Linked DNA regions of Homo sapiens: region 1 is linked to region 2. Evidence: read pairs that join two places in POLR2A ChIA-PET (ENCODE). Cell type or tissue: MCF 10A. All regions are shown on one strand. Each heading gives the region's core, and the rest is flanking DNA. Links, peaks and the distances in the headings are about the cores only.

The links. Peaks named below come from ENCODE experiments on the same cell type or tissue, not always from the same donor. Only the 100,000 strongest peaks of a DNase experiment are listed, where the experiment ranks them.
Region 1: POLR2A ChIA-PET joins it to region 2 with 5 read pairs; 8 of 35 experiments call an interaction of 5 or more read pairs at or near these places.

What each region holds. Positions count from the first base shown.
Region 1 is chr12:122,811,842-122,823,272 of GRCh38, forward strand. CCDC62 (coiled-coil domain containing 62) reads left to right here. Exons shown (of 13, transcript NM_201435.5): 11 at 1,429-1,578. Among named protein-coding and RNA genes, the nearest start is that of HIP1R, 18 kb to the right of the region's middle. RefSeq lists a silencer at 396-571 and an enhancer at 1,757-1,836. In MCF 10A, for the core only: no CTCF peak of the experiment used is centred there; no DNase peak of the experiment used is centred there.
Region 2 is chr12:122,887,581-122,895,580 of GRCh38, forward strand. The region is part of intron 1 of VPS37B (VPS37B subunit of ESCRT-I); the gene reads right to left. Among named protein-coding and RNA genes, the nearest start is that of VPS37B, 4.5 kb to the right of the region's middle. RefSeq lists enhancers at 1-28, 847-1,563, 942-1,236, 3,794-4,295, 4,296-4,795. In MCF 10A, for the core only: no CTCF peak of the experiment used is centred there; DNase peaks (open chromatin) are centred at 911, 4,421, 4,781, 7,271 and 1 weaker place.

The DNA of each region.
Region 1 (11,431 bases), core at 3,432-11,431, 72 kb before region 2:
AAAAAAAAAAAATTCAGTCTAGGCCCCTTTAAGAGCAATTGGCAGTGACTAATTTTCATGCCAAACTTCACATCCCAAAGTTGAAATTTAATAGGAATAAACGAAGGCACATACCCACATATTTTTCAAGGCTTATAAGCCTTTAATGTTGTCCTATTTTGCAAGTATTTTGACATGCTAAATACAGCATTGACAAGTTGGTTGAGGAGAGTTAACCAATGCCTAGGATTCTTTTATCGCATGGGTGTTACTTCATTAGCTGTAGTAAGTTCTGTTTAAGTCAAATTATTTAACTGAGTAGGTTCTAAGAAATAAAGGGGGCTGGGTGCAGTGGCTCACGCCTGTAATCCTAGCACTGTGGGAGTTCGAGGCGGATGGATCACTGGAGGTCAGAAGTTCAAGACCAGCCTGGCCAACATGGTGAAACCCTGTCTCTACTAAAAATACAAAATTAGCCAGGTGTGGTGGCGGGCAACTGTAGCCGCATCTACTCGGGAGGCTGAGGCAGGAGAATCACTTGAACCCGGGAGGTGGAGGTTGCAGTGAGCTGAGGTTACACTATTGCACTCCAGCCTAGGCAACAAGAGCAAAACTCCGTCTCAAAAAAAAAAAAAAGAGGCCGGGTGCGGTGGCTCACACTTGTAATCCCAGCACTTTGGGAGGCTGAGGCAGGCAGATCACGAGGTCAGGAGATTGAGACCATTCTGGCTAACGTGGTGAAACCCCGTCTCTACTAAAAAATACAAAAAAAAATTAGCCAGGCATGGTGGTGGGTGCCTGTAGTCCCAGCTACTTGGGAGGCTGAGGTGGGTGGAGCTTGAAGTGAGCCGAGATGATGCCACTGCACTCCAGCCTGGGTGACAGAGCGAGACTCCGTCTCAAAAAAAAAAAAAAAGAAAGAGAGAGAGAGGGAGGGAGAGAGAGAGAGAGAGAGAGAGAAAGAAAGAAAGAAAGAAAGAAAGAAAGAAAGAAAGAAAGAAAGAAAGAAAAGGAATGAATTTAGTTATTCTTATTCTACTATTTGATGTCCAGCTTTGCTTTGTAACACCTAAAGACAAAGAAATATTCACAGGTGATCGGGTGTAGTGGCTCACGCCTATAACCCCAGCACTTTGGGAGGCCGAGGCAGGAGGGTAACTTGAGGCCAGGAGTTCAAGACCAGCCTGGGCAACATAGTGAGATCCCACCTCTACCAAAAAAAAAATTGCTCGGTGTGGTTGCACACACCTATGGTCCCAGCTTTTCAGGAGGCTGAGGCAGGAGGATCACTCGAGCCCAGGAGCTTGAGGCAATCAGCTGTGATTGTGCCACTGCACTTCAGCCTGGGCGTCAGAGCAAGAGAAAGAAAAAAGAAAACAATATTCCTAGGTAGTTAGCATTTGTGTTTGTAAACCTAAGCATTTAAAGGTGCCTCTTAATTTCCTGTAGGCTTCAATTGTGTTACCCTCCCAGGATGATTTCTCGCCCACGAGCAAGCTCCAGCGTTTGCTGGCGGAATCTCGTCAGATGGTGACGGACCTGGAGCTGAGCACACTGCTGCCCATCAGCCATGAGAATCTCACTGGCAGTGCCACAAATGTATGCGTTTCATTTTCTCTTGACTATATTTGTCACATCCAAACACACCACTGAACACCAGTGTGCAAATATCACCGGCAGGGCGGCCTTTCTGTTAGAGGGAGAGTTTCTGTGTCTCTAGGGAGGAAAGGGAACATGCTTGTTTTAAGGAGGAAAAAGTTACACTTAGATGTCACTGGACCCAAACTTCCTCTTTCTAATGATCTGGGGCATATGAAGATAAATTCTTGGGGACTTTTTTCTTGGAGGGGGCGGGTACAGAGTTTTGCTCTTGTCGCCCAGGCTGAGGTGCAGTGGCACGATCTCAGCTCATTGCAACCTCCACCTCCCGGGTTCAAGTGATTCTCCTGCCTCAGCCTCCCAAGTAACTGGGACTAAAGGCCTACTCTACCATGCCCGGCTAATTTTTATATTTTTAGTAGAGACAGGGTTTCACCATGTTGGCCAGGCTGGTCTCAAACTCCTGATCTCCAGTGATCCACCCACCTTGGCCTCCCAAAGTGCTAGGATTACAGGCGTGAGCCACCACGGCCAGCTGGAAATGTTTTAAAAAACCAAATTTTATTATAGAAAGTTTCAAGGCCGGGCGTGGTGGCTCATGCCTGTAATCCCAGCACTTTGGGAGGCCGAGGCGGGTGGATTACCTGAGGTCAGGAGTTCAAGACCAGCCTGACTAACATGGAGAAACCCCGTCTCTACTAAAAATACAAAATTAGCCGGACATAGTGGCACATGCCTGTAATCCCAGCTACTCGGGAGGCTGAGACAGGAGAATTGCTTGAACCCCGGAGGTGGAGGTTATGGTAAGCCGAGATTGTGCCATTGCACTCCAGCCTTGGCAATGAGCAAAGCTCCACCTCAAAAAAAAAAAAAAAAAAAAAAGAGAGAGAGAAAGAAAGAAAGAAAATTTCAAATATGCACTGAAGTGGAAAGAATGGCACGGTCACTCACCTTTGACCACCATCGATTTTATCTTACCCCATCCATACACGTTTTCTTTGGAAGCATTTTAGCTCAGCATCATATCATGTCACTCATAAATATTTCATGATCATGATGTCTCTCTAACAGATATGGACTTTTAATTTTTTTTTTTTTTTTTTTGAGACTGAGTTTTGCTCTTGTTGCCCAGGCTGGGGTGCAATGGCACGATCTCAGCTCACTGCAATTCTCTGCCTCCTGGGTTCAAGCAATTCTCCTGTTTCAGCCTCCCAAGTAGCTGAGATTACAGGCACCTGCCACCATGCCTCACTAATTTTTGCATTTTTATTAGAGACGGGGTTTCACCATGTTGACCAGGCTGGTCTCGAACTCCTGACCTCAAGTGATCCACCTGCCTTGGCCTCCCAAAGTGTTGGGATTACAAGCATGAGCCACCCTGCCCGGCCTAATTTTAATTTTGTGTATTTATTTATTTTTGAGACAGCATCTTCCTCTGTTGCCCAGGCTGGAGTGCAGTAGCTATTCGCAGGCGTGATCACAGCTCACTGCAGCCTCAAATTCCTGGGCTCAAGCAATCCTCCCACCTCAGTCTCCCAAGTAGCTGGGACCACAGGCACGCACTGCCATGCCCACTCTGTTTGCCAGGCTGCTTGAACTCCCGGCCTCAAGTAATCCTCCTGCCTCAGCCTCCCAAAGTGTTGGGACTATCAGCATGAGCCACCATGCTCAGCTTATTTATTTGTTTTTTAGAGACAGTCTTGCTCTGTCACCCAGGCTGGAATGCAGGGCCAACTTGAACCTCCAACTCCCAGGCTCAAGTGATCTTCCCACCTCAGCCTCCTGAGTAGCTGGGATTACACGTACACGAAACCACACCCAGCTGATGTTTTTATTTTTTGTAGAAACAGGGTCCCACAATGTTGCCCAGGCTGGTCTCAAACTCTTGGGTTCAAGCAATCCTCCTGCCTCAGCCTCCCAAAGTGCTGGGATTATAGGCGTGAGCCGCTGTGCCTGGCCTGGCTTTTCTTAACAGTGTCTTTTAAAAAGCGAAATTTAAAATTTTGATTACTTCCAACTTAACAGGTTTTTTTTTTTCTTTTTTGAGACGGAGTCTCGCTCTGTCGCCCAGGCCTTGGTGCCAGTGGCGCGATCTCGGCTCACTGCAAGCTCCGCCTCCCGGGTTCACGCCATTCTCCTGCCTCAGCCTCCCGAGTAGCTGGGACTACAGGCGCCCGCCACCACACCCGGCTAATTTTTTGCATTTTTTGGTAGAGACGGGCTTTCACCGTGTTAGCCAGGATGGTCTCCATCTCCTGACCTTGTGATCCGCCCGCCTCAGCCTCCCAAAATGCTGGGATTACAGACGTGAGCCACCACACCCAGCCTATTCTAGTAGTTTTTTTGTAGATTCCTTAGGATTTTCTACACAATCATGTCATTCATGAATAGAGACAGTTTTATTCCTTTTTCCAATATTTATGCCTTATTTCATTTTCTTCCCTTACTGCTCTGGCTAGGACCTCCAGATGAGTGTTGAATAGAAGCAGGGGAGCAAACATCTTTGCCTTATTTCACGAAATGCTCTCTGATGGCAATTCTTGCTTAGTCCTTCAGATTGGTATTTTGTTAGATTCAGAGTTCCCTGGAGCAGTTTCTATGTGCCGCGAATAGATCCAAAACTAGAACATTAATCATTTTAGAATCAAGATGCTCACTGCCATGAGCCTAAACAGGTAGTTGCAGAGATTACCTTAAAGCAGAACAGGATCCAAAACTAGAAATTTTTCAAAGTATACCATGTGTGCCATATAAACTTTTCAAAGTGGAAACCGTGATGGACTCTGGTGTTTCCTAGGAAGATTTCTTCTTCACAAGCTGTCTCTGAGGCATTAGTGAAGCGTTGCATTTATATTGGGGCAGAGGAAGGTTTTTAATGACAAAACTATTTTGGTGCTTAGCTATCCCTTTAAATGTATGCAGTGAGGCTGCTTCTTCCCCTGTGTCTGGGGAGAACCTTTATGACTTTTCTAGTCATTCTTTGGCAGCTATTTCTTTAAAATACATTTTTTTAATTGAGATATAGGCCAGCCATGGTGGCTAATGCCTGTAATCCCAGCACTTTGGGAGGCCAAAGCAGATGGATCACTTGAGCCAAGGAGTTTGAGACCACTCTGGGCAACATTGAAAAACCCCACCTCTACAAAATAAAAAATTTTTTTTAATTAGCTGGACACACTGCCATGCACCAGTAGTTCCAGCAACTCAGGAGGCTGAGGTAGGAGGATCACTTGATCCTGGGAGGTCAAGACTGTGGTGAGCCATGATCTTGCCACTGCATTCCAGCCTGGGTGACAGAGTGAGACCCTATATCAAAAAGAGAGACAGAATTCACATTTTATTATTTACATACAATTCACCCTTCTAAAGTGTACAATTTGGTGGTTTTTTTTAAATCATATTAATAAAATCGTGCAGCCACTACCGCTATCTAATTCTAGAATATTTTAATCACCCCAAAAGGAGACCCCACATCCACAGCCACTGGTTACCACAATCTACTTTCTGTCTCTATGGATTTGTTGGACAGATAATTTTAATCAGAATTTGTTGACTAGAATTCATGGGATCCATGAACTTTGATGGAATAAAGATTACATGCCAGTTTATTTTTATTTTTAAATTTTATTTATTTATTTATTTATTGTTTTGAGACAGAGTCTTGCTCTGTCACCCAGGCTGGAGTGCAGTGGTATGATCTTGGCTCACTGCAAGCTCCACCTTCCGGGTTCACACTATTCTCCTGCCCCAGCCTCCCAAGTAGCTGGGACTACAGGCACCCGCCACCACGCCTAGCTAATTTTTTTTTTTTTTTGGATTTTTAGTAGAGATGGGGTTTCACCATGCTAGCCAGGATGGTCTTGATCTCCTGACCTTGTGATCCACCCGCCTCGGCCTCCCAAAGTGCTGGGATTACAGGCATGAGCCACCATGCCTGGCCTATTTTTTTATTTTTATTTTATTTTTGAGATGGAGTTTCACTCTTTCCTCCACTTCCTGGGTTCAAGCGATTCTCTTGCCTCAGCCTCCTGAGTAGCTGGGATTACAGGTGTGAGCCACCATGCCTGGTTAATTTTTTGTATTTTTAGTAGACAGAGTTTCACCATGTTGGCCAGGCTGGTCTCAAACTCCTGACCTCAAGTGATCCTCCCAACTTGGCCTCCCAATGTGCTGGGATTACAGGCGTGAGCCACTATGCCTGGCCCAAATTCACGTTTTCCAAACAAGCATTATAGCAACAGATGTCTCCTCCTTGTCCTCGTGGCTTCAGGTTGTTCTCTCAACCTCTTTGTTAGGGTTTTATGTCAAATTCCTGAGATATAATCAATCACTCCCTCATTTTTGTCCTGCTAGTGTAGCTCTGTGTGTGTGTGCCTGCACATGTGTGTGTGTGCATGCATGCGTGTGTGTGTGTGTATCTGCCTCCATCAGAGTGCACGTCAGGTAGCCAACAGGTGACTGCGTCCATGACTCCTGCTCACTGTGAACGCCTCAGGACCCTTCTCCACCTTGGCACCCTGGCTGCAGCACCCAGCATCTGCCACAGGCGGTCTCAGGGCCTACCTTGAATGGAACTGACAGGAACATGCAGAAAAAAGAAAAAGCTGGCCAGGTGCAGTGGCTCACACCTATAATCCCAGCACTTTGGGAGGCCGAGGTGGGAGGATCACTTGAGGGCAGGAGTTCAAGTTCTGCTGGGGCAACATACCAAGACTTTGTCTCTACAAAAAATTCAAAAATTAGCTGGATGTGGCCAGGCGCGGTGGCTCACGCCTGTAATCCCAGCACTTTGGGAGGCCGAGGCAGGCGGATCATGAGGTCAGGAGATCAAGACCATCCTGTCTAACACGGTGAAACCCCATCTCCACTAAAAATACAAAAAAATTAGCTGGGCGTGGTGGCGGGCGCCTGTAGTCCCGGCTACTTGAAAGGCTGAGGCAGGAGAATGGTGTAAACCCATGAGGCGGAGCTTGCAGTGAGCCAAGATCGTGCCACTGCACTCCAGCCTGGGTGACATAGCGAGACTCTGTCTCAAAAAAAAAAAAAAAAAAAAAATTAACTGGACGTGGTGACCCATGACTGTAGTCCTGGGTACTTGGGAGGTTGAGGGGGGAGGATCGCTTGAGCATGAGGTCAAGGCTACAGTGAGCTATGATCACACCACTGTACTCCAGCTTGGGCCATAGAGTGGGACACTGTCTAAGAAAAATAAAATAAAATTAGCTGGGTGCAGTGACTCACACCTGTAATCCTAGCTCTTTGGGAGGACCACACAGGAGGATTGCTTGAGCCTGGGAGTTCGAGACCAGCCTGGGCAAGATAGTGAGACCCCATTGCTAAAAAATAAAAATTAGCCAAGTGTAGTGGCTCACGCCTATAGTTCCAGCTACTCAGGAGGCTGAGGTAGGAGGATCATGACTTTGAGCCCAGGAGTTCGAGGCTACAGTGAACCACGATCACACCATTGCACTCCAGCCTGGGCAACAGAGCAAGACCCTGTCTCAAAAAATATATTTTTTTCAGAGTGTTTGAGCTAGAAAGATCCAGAAGAGATATCTAATTCCAACCTTACATTTTACAGGAAGGGAAAAATGACCGAATCTCTTTAGTCAACAAAGTACAGCTAGAATCAGAAAATCATTTAATTGGAAAAACTGTTGGCTCCAGATATCATACATTTTCTGGTGCATTAACTGATTCTAGAGATATTGGGAAGACAGAATTTAAATAACAGGGATTTACCTGGCAACACGCTTTACAAACTCCTCCCCCCATGCCTTTGTACTGAGTACAGCTAGGTACCGAAAAAGCAAATAATTTTGTTTAAAAATTCTTAATTTCTGCAATAAGGAAGCAGGGTAAAGTTCTGAGCAGCGTGTCTGCTTCTCCAGGGCTTTGCCATCTGTCGCTACAGACAAGGGTCGCAATTCAGAGCCTTGCTGTGAGACAGGCACTCTCCCACGTTGCCAGGGAGCAGGCAATGATTCAGTCCTCCTGTTGGGGAAATTGGCAATGTTTTCTAAAAATCACTGAAGAACTGACGCTTTGACAATGCAGTGTCACTTTGGGAATCTCTCCCACAGATACTTCTGCATGTGTATGAAATGGCATAGGCACACGTGTTTCTTTGCAGCATTGCTTTACAATAGCAAATGATAGGAGGCCACCCACCCAGTGTCCAGCAAAAGGGAACCGAGGGAATAAGCTGTGGTCCACCCACACGGTGGAGTTCTGAGCAGACATAGAACAGAATGAGGTGCTCTAGTATGTGGAAATATTTCCAGATATATTGCTAAGTGAGAAACGTGCAAGATACTGAAGGTTCATATGGCATTCCACATACATAAGGAGAGGGCCAGGAGCAGTGGCTCACACCTGTAATCCCACCACTTTGGGAGGCCAAGGTGGGAGGATTGCTTGAGCCCAGGAGTTCGAGACCAGCCTGGGCAACATAGCTAGGCCCTGTCTCTACAAAAAAAGGTTTTTAAAAACATTAGCGGGGCATGGTGGTGCACACTTGTAGTCCCAGGCACTCGGGAGGCTGGGACAGGAGGATTGCTTGAGCCCAGGAATTTGAGGCTGCAGTGAGCTGTGATTGAGCAACTGTATTCCAGCCTGAGCGATACAGCAAGATCCTGTCTCAAAAAAAAAAAAAAAAAAAAAAGAAGAAGAAGAAAAGAAAGAGGATGGAAATAAGAATATATATTTGCACAAAGACACAGTGGAAAGATGATATAAATTTTACCAATAGGAGGCATGAGGGATGAGGCAGAAGCGGGACTTCTCAGTTTATACCTGTTTTTATTATTTTGATTTTTAAACTATTCAAGAAAAACTCCAATAATTTAAAAATAGACAAAGGAGAAAAAAGGAGTTAGAGTAAGGGGAAGCGCACAGCTGAGCACATTGCCTCATGGCGGGCTTCCTCCTTGCCTGGAGGGTAGGGGTGAGGAGCGGACCCTACCATAAACTGAGCTTGGACTTGTGCCTGCTGTGTGGGCCTGGCCGTCCTGATTGCTGGCTTGAGATGGTTGGTGTTACCTGTCGGGGCTCTTGGCCTTTCTCGTGGCAGGCTGATAAAGCCTGCAGATCCCTTTCAGAATGAAGTTTTTAAACGAATAAGAGAAAATACATAGCATGGTAGCAAGGCACGGTGGTTCACGCCTGTAATCCCAGCACTTTGGGAGGCCCAGGCAGGCAGATCACCTGAGGGCAGGAGTTCCAGACCAGCCTAGCCAACAAGGTAAAACCCCCTCTCTACTAAAAATACAAAAATTACCCGGGCATGGTGGCGTGCCGTAATCCCAGCTACTCGAGAGGCTGAGGCACTAGAATCGCTTGAACCCAGGTGGCGGAGGTTGCAGTGAGCCGAGATCACGCCACTGCACTCCAGCCTGGGCAACAGAGCAAGACTCTGTCTCAAAAAAAAAAAAAAAAAAATCAGATGGTAAAATACATGGGCAATTTGCATAGAGAGGAAGCAGCATGAGTAAAAGCACAGAGGACTGGAAGCACCCTTGGGTGCCCCTGAGGAACTGTGAGGGATCCCGGGGTGGCTGGAATGCAGGCCACACAGGCAGGGGGAGGTGAGGAGGTGGGCTCACCTGCAAGCCAGGGGTCACCACGGAATGCACTGGGGTCTTTCCAGGCATCATCTCCCCTTCATTCCTCCCCCTTACCTCTCCACTCCCCTTCTTCCTCTTTTCCCCACCCAGACACCTAAGAAGGCTAACGAGGCACTTAGAGTTGCCGATGCTTAACTACTGACCACTGTTTTCAACACGGCTCACTGAGGGCTCACTGGATCGGTGCCTGTGTTAGGACTGACAGCGAGCCAGTTATATCTGGGCATTAGCTGATGGCCAGCGTTTAGCTGTAACACACATGGTGAAGCAGACAGAGAAGTCCTTCCAGATTAGAGACAAAGGGGACCCCACACATGAATGGGAAGTCAAGAAGCCTTTGTTGGATGGATGGATGGCAATTGTATGCAGTCACTTCATTATATTTTATTCATTCCCTAAGGTCTTATTTATTTATTATTTTCTGAGACAGGGTGTCACTCTCTCGCTCAGGCTAGAGTGCAGTGGCACGATCATGGCTCACTTCTGCCTCAAACTCCCAGGCTCCAGCGGTCCTCCCACTTCAGCCTCCTGAATATCTGGGAGTACAGGTGTTTGTCACCATGCCTGGCTAATTTTTTTTTAAGTGTATTTTTTGTCTCCCCGTGTTGCCTAGGCTGGTCTCAAACTCCTGGGCTCAAGAGATCCTCCCACCTCAGCCTCCCAAAGTGCTGGGATTGCAGGCGTGAGCCACTGTGCGTAGCCACTATGGTCTTTTTTAAATTGACAAATAATAATTGTATATATTTACAGTGTATAGTGCAATGTTATAATATGTATATAACATAGTAGAATGACTAAACCAGCTGTGTATCTATCACCTCACATACTTATCATGTCTTTGTAGTGGAAAGATTTAGAACCGATTCATTTAACAATTTTGAAATATATCATACATTATTATTGGCTGGGCACAATGGCTCACACCTGTAATCCTAGCCCTTTGGGAGGCTGAGGCAGGAGGATCACGTGAAGCCAGGAATGGGCAACAATGGGAGACCCTGTCTCTATAAATTTAAACACACACACACACACACACACACACACACGACATTATTTATCTTTTTTTTTTTTTTTTTTGAGACAGAATGTCACTCTTGTCACCAAGCTGGAGTGCAGTGTCGTGATCTTGGCTCACTACAACCTCCACCTCCCAGGTTCAAGCGATTCTCCTGCCTTTCAGCCTCCCAAGTCGCTGGGACTACAGGCGCGTGCCACCACGCCCAGCTAATTTTCGTCTTTTTAGTAGAGACAGGGTTTCACCATGTTGGCCAGGATGGTCTCGAGCTCTTGACCTTGTGATCCGCCTGCCTCGGCCTCCCAAAGTGCTGGGATTACAGGCGTGAGCCACTGCACCTGGCCAATACATTATTATTAACCATAGTCATGGTGCTGTGCAATAGATCACTAAAACTTTTCCTCCTGTCTAATTGAAACTTTGTACCTTTGACCAATAGCTCCCCTTTCCCCATCCACTCCCTCCCCAAGCCTCTGGTAATCACTATTCTACTCTCTGCTTCTATGAGTTCCACATTTTTTTTTTTTTTTTTGAGATGGAGTCTCGGTCTGTCGCCCAGGCTGGAGTGCAGTGGTGCGATCTTGGCTCACTGTAAGCTCCGCCTCCCGGGTTCACACCATTGAGTTCCACACTTTTTAGATTTCAAATATAAGTGAGATCAGGCAGTATTTGTCTTTCTGTGCCTGGCTTCTTTCACGCAGTCTAATGTCCTCCAGGTTCATCCACGCTGTTGCAAATTACAGAATTTTGTTTGTTTTTATGGCTAAATATTACTCCATTGTGCGTATATACTACGTTTTCCTGATCCACTCATCTGCTGACAGGCACTTATGTTGCTTCCGCATCTTGGCTGCAGTGAACATGGAGTGGAGTGCAGATATCTCTTCATCTAACGTCTTTTTTTCTTTTTTCTTTTTTTGAGACAGGGTCTCACTCTGTCGCCCAGGCTGGAGTGCAGTGGCGTGATCTTGGCTTACTGCAACCTCCACCTCCTGGGTTCAAGCAATTCTCCCACCTCAGCTTCCCAAGTAGCTGGAATTACAGGCGGGCGCCACGATGTCCAGCTCATTTTTGTATTTTTGGTAGAGATGGGGTTTTGCCATACTGGCCAGGCTGCTCTTGAATTCCTGATCTCAAGTGATCCGCCCACCCTGGCCTCCCAAAGTGCTGGGATTATAGGCATGAGCCACCACGCCCAGCCTCATCTAACATC
Region 2 (8,000 bases), core at 1-8,000:
CTTATGAGTCATTCATCTTCTCCAGGAAACACTCCCTGCTGACCCCCCACCTTCCAAAGGCTTACTGGATCTCCCCCCACCAGTGTGTGGGCCTCACTACTGTTTCACATGTACCCTGTACACCTGCATGATCCTAAATGATGAAAACTATGTGGTTTACTGGTTTCACATCCCCCAAGTGGCACACCACAGATGCTCCGCAAAGGCTGGGTACATGAATAAACTTCTTGACCTCAGTCATGTTCACATTAATGAAAACTACTGTCTGATGGCAAACATGTTAGACCACTTTTGTTTTTTTTCTTTTAGACAGGGTCTCACTATGTCGCCCAGGCTGGTCTCAAACTCATGGGGCTCAAGAGATCCTCCCACCTCAGCCTTCGGAGTAGCTGGATTTACAGGTGTCAGCCACCACACCCAGCTCTGATGACAAACATGAATTTGCACTATGTTCCTCTACTATCCTAGACACTGGGCTGCAGATGTAACCTCGAGGTGCCATTAGTTAACCTTGGAGATAAAAGGTTTGATTTAAAAGAAACATTAGCTGTAACGCTGCTTGAAATATAAGAAATTATTCAAATATCTACTTTTCACATAAACTCTTTGACAAAGTAATGGACTACGTTCCTCACAATCCCTTGACAAATACTTTGAAAAGCCTTCCCTTGACACACTGTAACGTATTCTAGAGACAACAAAGCTAAGCTAAGTCACCTCTCTACTTTCATTCTTCCCTTGGAAGAAATTCTACAAAGGCATTTCCTCTGCTTTTGTATCATTGGGTAAGACATCATTTCCAATGATGAAATCTGAAAACTCACACAGCTGGGGAAGGAAATAAACCAACGAGAACTCTTGTCTCAGCATGTTCTGAGCGCCAGTGATTACCTACGAGTGGCTGGCACACGGTCTTCTAGATCACCTCCCACTGCGTACCTGGCATGAATCTCCATAGCAACATTCTGCTACAAATACTGTAATCAAAGCCAAACAGGCAACAAGGCCGGCATTCCTCAGCTCAAGAACACAACCACTCTGCATACGACCGACCGGTGAGGGTCAAACAGTGCAGTCTACTTCTGGGTTCCTCTTCCAGCCAGTCTCTAACAGGATGTTAGGTCATCCAACTTGTTTCTCTCGTTTCTCCCCTCCCTTCGATGGCAGCTCTTTCCTTCTCCCAACCCACTAATAGCTCCTAGTGGCCTTTCAAACTTTTATATTCTCCTTGATTTCCACAAGCACTTGGAGGAGAGTGGCTTGAATTTCTGTCTCCAAGCAGAGCATTCACCCTGAGCTCCAGAACCACACTCCAACTGCCTGCGGGACAAAGCCCTGCCCATCCCTCATGCTCTGCCTAATCCGGCCTCAATGACTCCCTCCCTCCTGCACCCCCACTGCCCCTCCCCTCCCCGCTCACCAGAGCCCTGTCTCCTACTCACTTCCACTTGAAGCCCGGTTATCACCACTCACTCAGCAGCACTACCCAGGCACATCCTGGGTGCCAGGCACTGTGCTGGGTGCCAAGGACAAAAAGACAAACATGACAAAATGCAGCCCCCAAGCCAGTGGGGGACACAGGGAAGTGACTTACAAAATGTGTGTCAAGTGCCACAGGAGAGGTATACAAAGAAGCTAAGAGACCACGTGCCTGTGACAGAGGTGGGGAAAGCACTTCAGGTCAGCAGGAGAGGGGAAGTGAGAAAGGGAGTCGGGCCAGCTGGTCCGAATACCTCTCCCAGAGCCCTAGCTCAAATCCTAATTTCTTCCTAACCTCCACTTCCGCCGCCAACCTGGTCCTGCCACGCCAAGCCAGCCCACGCTTTGCTGACAGATTAACCTCCCTAAAGAGCAGTTTCAGGCCGGGCGCGGTGGCTCACGCCTGTAATCCCAGCACTTTGGGAGGCCGAGGCGGACGGATCACCTGAGGTCAGGAGTTCTAGACCAGCCCGACCAACATGGAGAAACCCCATCTCTACTAAAAATACAAAATTAGCCGAGCATGGTGGCGCGTGCCTGTAATCCCAGCTACTTGGGAGGCTGAGGCAGGAGAATCGCTTGAATCCGGGAGGCAGAGGTTGCGGTGAGCCGAGATTGTGCCATTGCACTCCAGCCTGGGAGACAAGAGCAAAACTCGGTCTCAAAAAAAAAAAAAAAAAAGAGCAGTTTCATCCGACTGCTTCTCTGCTCCAAAATCATCACGAAGCTCCTTGTTTCCTCCTAAATTAACCACCATGGGGCGCACACCCTGGCACTCCCCCTCACCAGCCCTATTTCTTGTCATTTCTCTACACACAAGTACATGCCATCTGGCCAAAGTAGACGAGAACTCGCTCGTCGGACAACCCATCCCTGCTTTCCTGCCTCTGTGCCTGTGTCACTTCCTCCTGAGCCCCCATTTTTGTCCATCAAAAGCCTACTTAGAGAAATAAATAATTCACAACAGTGGACATGGGGAAGAGCACACTGAGGGCAGAGCACAAGGCGGGGGGTTCCGCCGGTTGGCAGTGTTTACTTCCTCGGCTGGGTAGCAGGTAGACAAAGTTCCTTATTCTCTGTGCCCTCTGGTAGATATTATTCTATTTAATAATTTATTTTCTTAACGTTTACCTACCCACCAAGTCTGTCTCTTTTGTTTTGTGGGAACGTAAGTTAAAAAACAAAAACAAAAAAAGTCTGTCTCTTGCATCAGAAACCTAATGTAGCCAGAGAGCTTTTTCATCTGAACTTCAATGTCATTTAGAATTCACACGTGGCTTTTTTTTTTTTTTGAGACAGCCTCACTCTGTCACCCAGGCTGAAGTGCAGTGGCATGATCATGGCTCACCACAGCCTCAACCTCCCAGGCTCAGGCAATCCTCCCACCTCAGCCTCCTGAATATCTGGGACTACAGGTGTGTGCCACTATGCCCAGCTAATTTATTTTTTGTAGAGATGGAGTTTCGCCATATTGCCCAGACTGGTCTCAAACTACGGGGCTTAAGTAATCTTCCCACCTCGGCCTCCCAAAGTGCTAAGATTACAGGTGTGAGCCACTGCACCCAGCCTGGCCTTTTTCTTATTCTCTTTTTCAAAAAACTGTGGTATAATATACATAAAATTTTCCATCGTAATCATTTCTAAGAGAACAGTTGACAGTTCAGTGGCACCGAGTACATTCATATTATTATGCCACCATCACCACCATCTACCTCTAGAGCCCTTCATCTTCCCTAACAAACTCCCTATTCCCTCTTGTATTGTAGACATTTCTGTATTTAGTTTATTCCCAAATTATAATCTAGCAATTATGTCCTACTTGTGTATCTATCCCTTACAATGCCCTGCACAGGGAAGTGTTCAAGAGCTGTGGAACTGAAATGGAATCTTCCATTTGGGCATCAAGGAAACTACGCCTTTTAGCTAACAATAACTATTTACCAAGTGTTCACTCTGTGCTAAGTATCATATTAGGCATCTTACTTATTTCATTTAATCTACCCAACAATGCTATGAAAAAGGTTATTGTTATTTTCTCCTTAATTTCCAGTGAGGTAACTACAATTAAAAAGACTAAATACTTGTCAAAGGTCAACTACTGGTATCAAAAGCCAGTTCTGACTCCGACCACTGTGTGATGCCACCCACCACTGCACTTTTAGCAAACGCAGAAGAGCAACTAAATAAATTGATCAAATTTCATCTAAGCCAGTCTACATATTCTGAAAATTGCATCTTAATAAAAGGGAGCTGGCCTCTACTGAATGCTTCCTCTGTACCATTTCTGTTGTGACATTTAGCCTTACAAGTACTCTAAAAGATAGGCATATTATCCTTCCTTTAACAGTTGAGGAAACTGAAGCACAGGGTTTAAGTCACTTAAAGTCACACAACTCAGCTCCGTGCTTTCCATGAAATCTTGATGCCTCACTTAAGGATAAAATGACATACAACTGAATTTCAGTACATATTCCTAGGCACAGTAATTTTTTACTCATGTAAAAGGTCCATGGAAAAGATTTAAACGTAAAAGTTGAAGCCTTTACACGTACATAATGATTATAAAACATGGATAAAAACAAACTCCAGTAGTATTATACTCAAGAGTGCAAATCTTAGCTTCTAAAACAGTCTCACCAGCATTCAGAGTGTGTTTGGGAGCCGGTCCCTGGATTTAAAGCAAGGTCAATACATTTCAATGAGCCATTATGATTCATGCAGTAGCTTTCAGCCCCCCACACAAATCACACCCGAACACGCCTTAGGGAAACAGCTTCTTCCAGACCAGAGCTCTTTACTTTCCACAAAACAACCTGTCTTTCAGACCCTCAGCATTTTTGCATGCGGGCATGGGCATTTTCATGCCATGGGAACAAAGATCCCCAATTTGAATTGTTAGTGGAATCTTTAGCAGTAACCAATCAGCATTTCCTCAGAAAGCACAGTGAAGTAATTCAAGAGGTCCGGTTTAGTTGCCTAATCCCCTAAGCGACAGTTCCTTTTAAGGGAGTGCCCTGCAAGTCCAATGGGGTTAATGTTGACAGATGAAGGCACATTCCACTGCCATGTAAAAATAACTTTAAATAAAAATAAAATACATGCATATGAAACATTAGCCTGCAGCACAGACAAGAGAATAAGATCATGAAGGATATACTACATTTAGGGAATTGCATAATGAACAGGAGGAACAGGAAGAGAGAAACTGACACACAGGCCCAGAAAATGAGGACCGTAGCTCCGAAATCATGTTCACTACTTAAACTGCACTGAAACTCACACGCCACAATTAAAACAATGTAAGTGACGCATAATGAACAGCTGCACTTAAACCTAACAGTGAATGCCTTCAAAACCTAGCCACATTTTCCAGCCTCCACAAAATATCCCCTCAGGCTTAAAGAAGCCTTACTCTACAATTTAAAACACTTCCTTCTGCCAATTAAAAAAAAAAAAAAAGAAATCCTTTGGTTCAGGTTAAGAAATTCTATGCTGGGAAAGGCCTGTTATATTTACCATTTCACCCTATACCTACTCAAATACATAATCATTTTGACCACAGAAAGATCAATGTTTGGCTGGGCGTGGTGGCCCATGCCTGTAATCCCAGCACTTTGGGAAATCAAGGCAGGAAGATGGTTTAGGGCCAGGAATTCAAGAGGCAACATAGCAAGACCCCATCTCTACAAAAAAACAAAAATAAAAAATTAGCCGGTGGCAGCGGGGTGCGGTGGCTCACGCCTTTAATTCTAGCACTATGGGAGGCTGAGGCAGGCAGATCACCTGAGGTTAGGAGTTCAAAACCAGCCTGGCCAACATGCTGAAACTCCGTCTCTACTAAAAATACAAAAATTAGCTGGGTGTGATGGCGCACACCTGTGAGCCCTGCTACGCAGGAGGCTAAGGCACGAGAATCACTTGAACCCAGGAGGCAGAGGTTGCAGTGCGCTGAGATTGTACTACTGCACTCCAGCTGGGCAACAGAGCAAGATCCTTTCTCAAAAAAAAAAAAAAAGGAAAAGGTAAATGTTTTTTAGGCTAATTGCAAATCATAATTTACTCAACATTCTTGAAATGGGATCCTAGTAACTTTCAGGATGATCTGGTATTAATGATTGTCAGTCATCTTTCAAAAAGAGAACTATTAATATAAGTGATTAATTATTGCAATTACTTTTTATTGAGCCCTACTGATGGGCTGTGTTAAGTACTAATAGGCATCATCTCACCTGATCCTCACTCTATGAAATAGGTATTACTGTCATATTATCCTTTTCCAACAGATACTCAGGCAGGTGAAGTGACTTGCCTGCAATCACACAGCTGGGAAGCGGCCAAGTCCAGTCTGGAGTGTGTGATTCCAAAACCAGAATGTTCTTTAACACGCCATCACAAATGTTCCATTTGGTCAACAGTTCATAAAATATTTTCTTCTATTGTGTCTCACAATTACCCCCAACATAAGCCAATGCATAGCATTACCAGATGAGTGAAACTACCATGACCAAAAATTTCGGTTCACATTACACCCATTCCGAGAAAGGCACACCACACATGACCAGGACGACAGGATTGACAGTGATCCTCGCTAGGTGAGCTAAGGTATTTTGGTTTTCAAGTTGTTTCCTTGTTTTAAAAGCACTACACCCAGAAAAGCAAACTACTGCTGAGTAATTTAATGTGAACTATGCAGGCTTATCAAGTGGAGTCGCTCAGGCCTCAATACTTCTCTTGGGTATTCAGGTATGAAGGTCACTTTTACTCAAAAAAAAAAAAAAAAAAAAAAAATCCTGCCAGATGAATTTACCTTTCTCTTTAAAAAATAATCTTCAGGTTCTGAGGTAGAGGAAACAGGTGAGGTTGTCCCTAACAGCCTCCAAGTGAACAGAATGAACTTGATTCTTTCCACAAGCTTCCCTCCACTAAAGGCAGTTTATTTCTATTAATGTTCCACCAACAAAGCTACAGTACTCAGTTCTTACTGCAACAGAATAGTCACATATACCAAAATAACTTGTAGGCAGTGTTACACATTAGAAAAATATACCTATCATTTTATTATTAAACCAGAAAAACCCTGCTGACAATCAACAAAAGGTCTCCCAGCAACTGAAAAGCAGAGAAACTAAGCAAAGATTTTTTCTTTGGAGACATGAAACTCATTCAGCTAAGAAGGATGGATTTTATCACTTATTATTCTCCAAAATGGAAGGTGCCACATGGAGACCATAAACGGGGTACACTGCATCTTGGAGCAACGTTATTATGTGTCAAGTTACAAAGCCCATGAATACAAGGGGTGTATTAATGGAAAGACTGATACCATCTTACTACAGTGGCCTCTCTGTAGCTCCGGACAATGATCTGTTGAGGGTTTTCCAGGGATTTTGAATGTGCAACCTCCATACAAGCTCTCTTTTAAGGGGGCTGGCTTGGTGCTGAACAATCCCTCTTCGGAAAGAAAGCCAAAAGCCCCCACACGGGCTCCTGGGTGAGAGGCTCAGCACTGTAGGCGTGGGAAGGCTCAGACTTCAGAGACATAAAGGAGTGGTAGGTGGGCCAGGAAGAGCTGGGATTAGCCTGGGCCCACCTGCCTGGAGGAGAACCAGACCCAAAAGATCAGACTTTCCGAGAATGAGTCCAAATGGGTTGAGAGAAAGGGAGCACACACTGCAAATCTGCAAGGATGAAGTCAGTTACCCGAGAGCAAACCACACCTCAAGGTGTGAAGGAAGATAACCAGAAACAGGAGCTGGCACATGCCTTCCAGGGGCTGGGCAAGGCTTGACTCTCAGAGGTGAGGGTTGGCAGCCAGCCCCAAACCCCCATTTTAACTTCTTCCTGAAACTGCTCCAGGAACCTTCCTTAGTCCCAGACACGTGGGACGCAGTGGTACAAAGCCAGCCACACTAAATTTCCCACCTTCCCTTCCTCGGTGGAGGGGGCAACCCTTACAGAAAAACGTATCCTGTCGCCACCCTTAGGCCCATCCACGAACTCCCGTAACTCTGCTGGGGCCACTTCAAAAGAAGTCAGACTCCAGGGGCATTATTGGGACCCCTTAGATACATGGAACCTTCAAACCTTACCCTGGCTATGGTATGACCATGGACTCCTGCCTCCAAACCCTGGGCTGGGGACCCTCGCCCAACCCTTAAAGAGCCTCAGAACCACCTCATAGACTCAGCTACAGACCCTCAGCCTCCCGAACCCATCTTGGAACCCTCAATCCTCTCCTAAGAGTCCTATTTGGATAGTCCACTCAGTCCCCCAAAACCTACTCTGATCCCCTATAGCTGCCTCAGTCCCCCTGGTTGTCCCCAACCTTTCCTCTCAAAGGAAACCCCCCAACCTCTACCAGATCTAGCTCTTGGTCCCCCTCAGTCACCCCTAATCCTCGCCTCCGACTCAGCCCTTATTACTCTCCCCGCTCCTCCGACCAAACCAATCTCAGATCCCCCCAGTTCCGTCCTCTTCCGCCTAGACCCAACGATAGCACTCTAATCCCCAAATTCCCATTC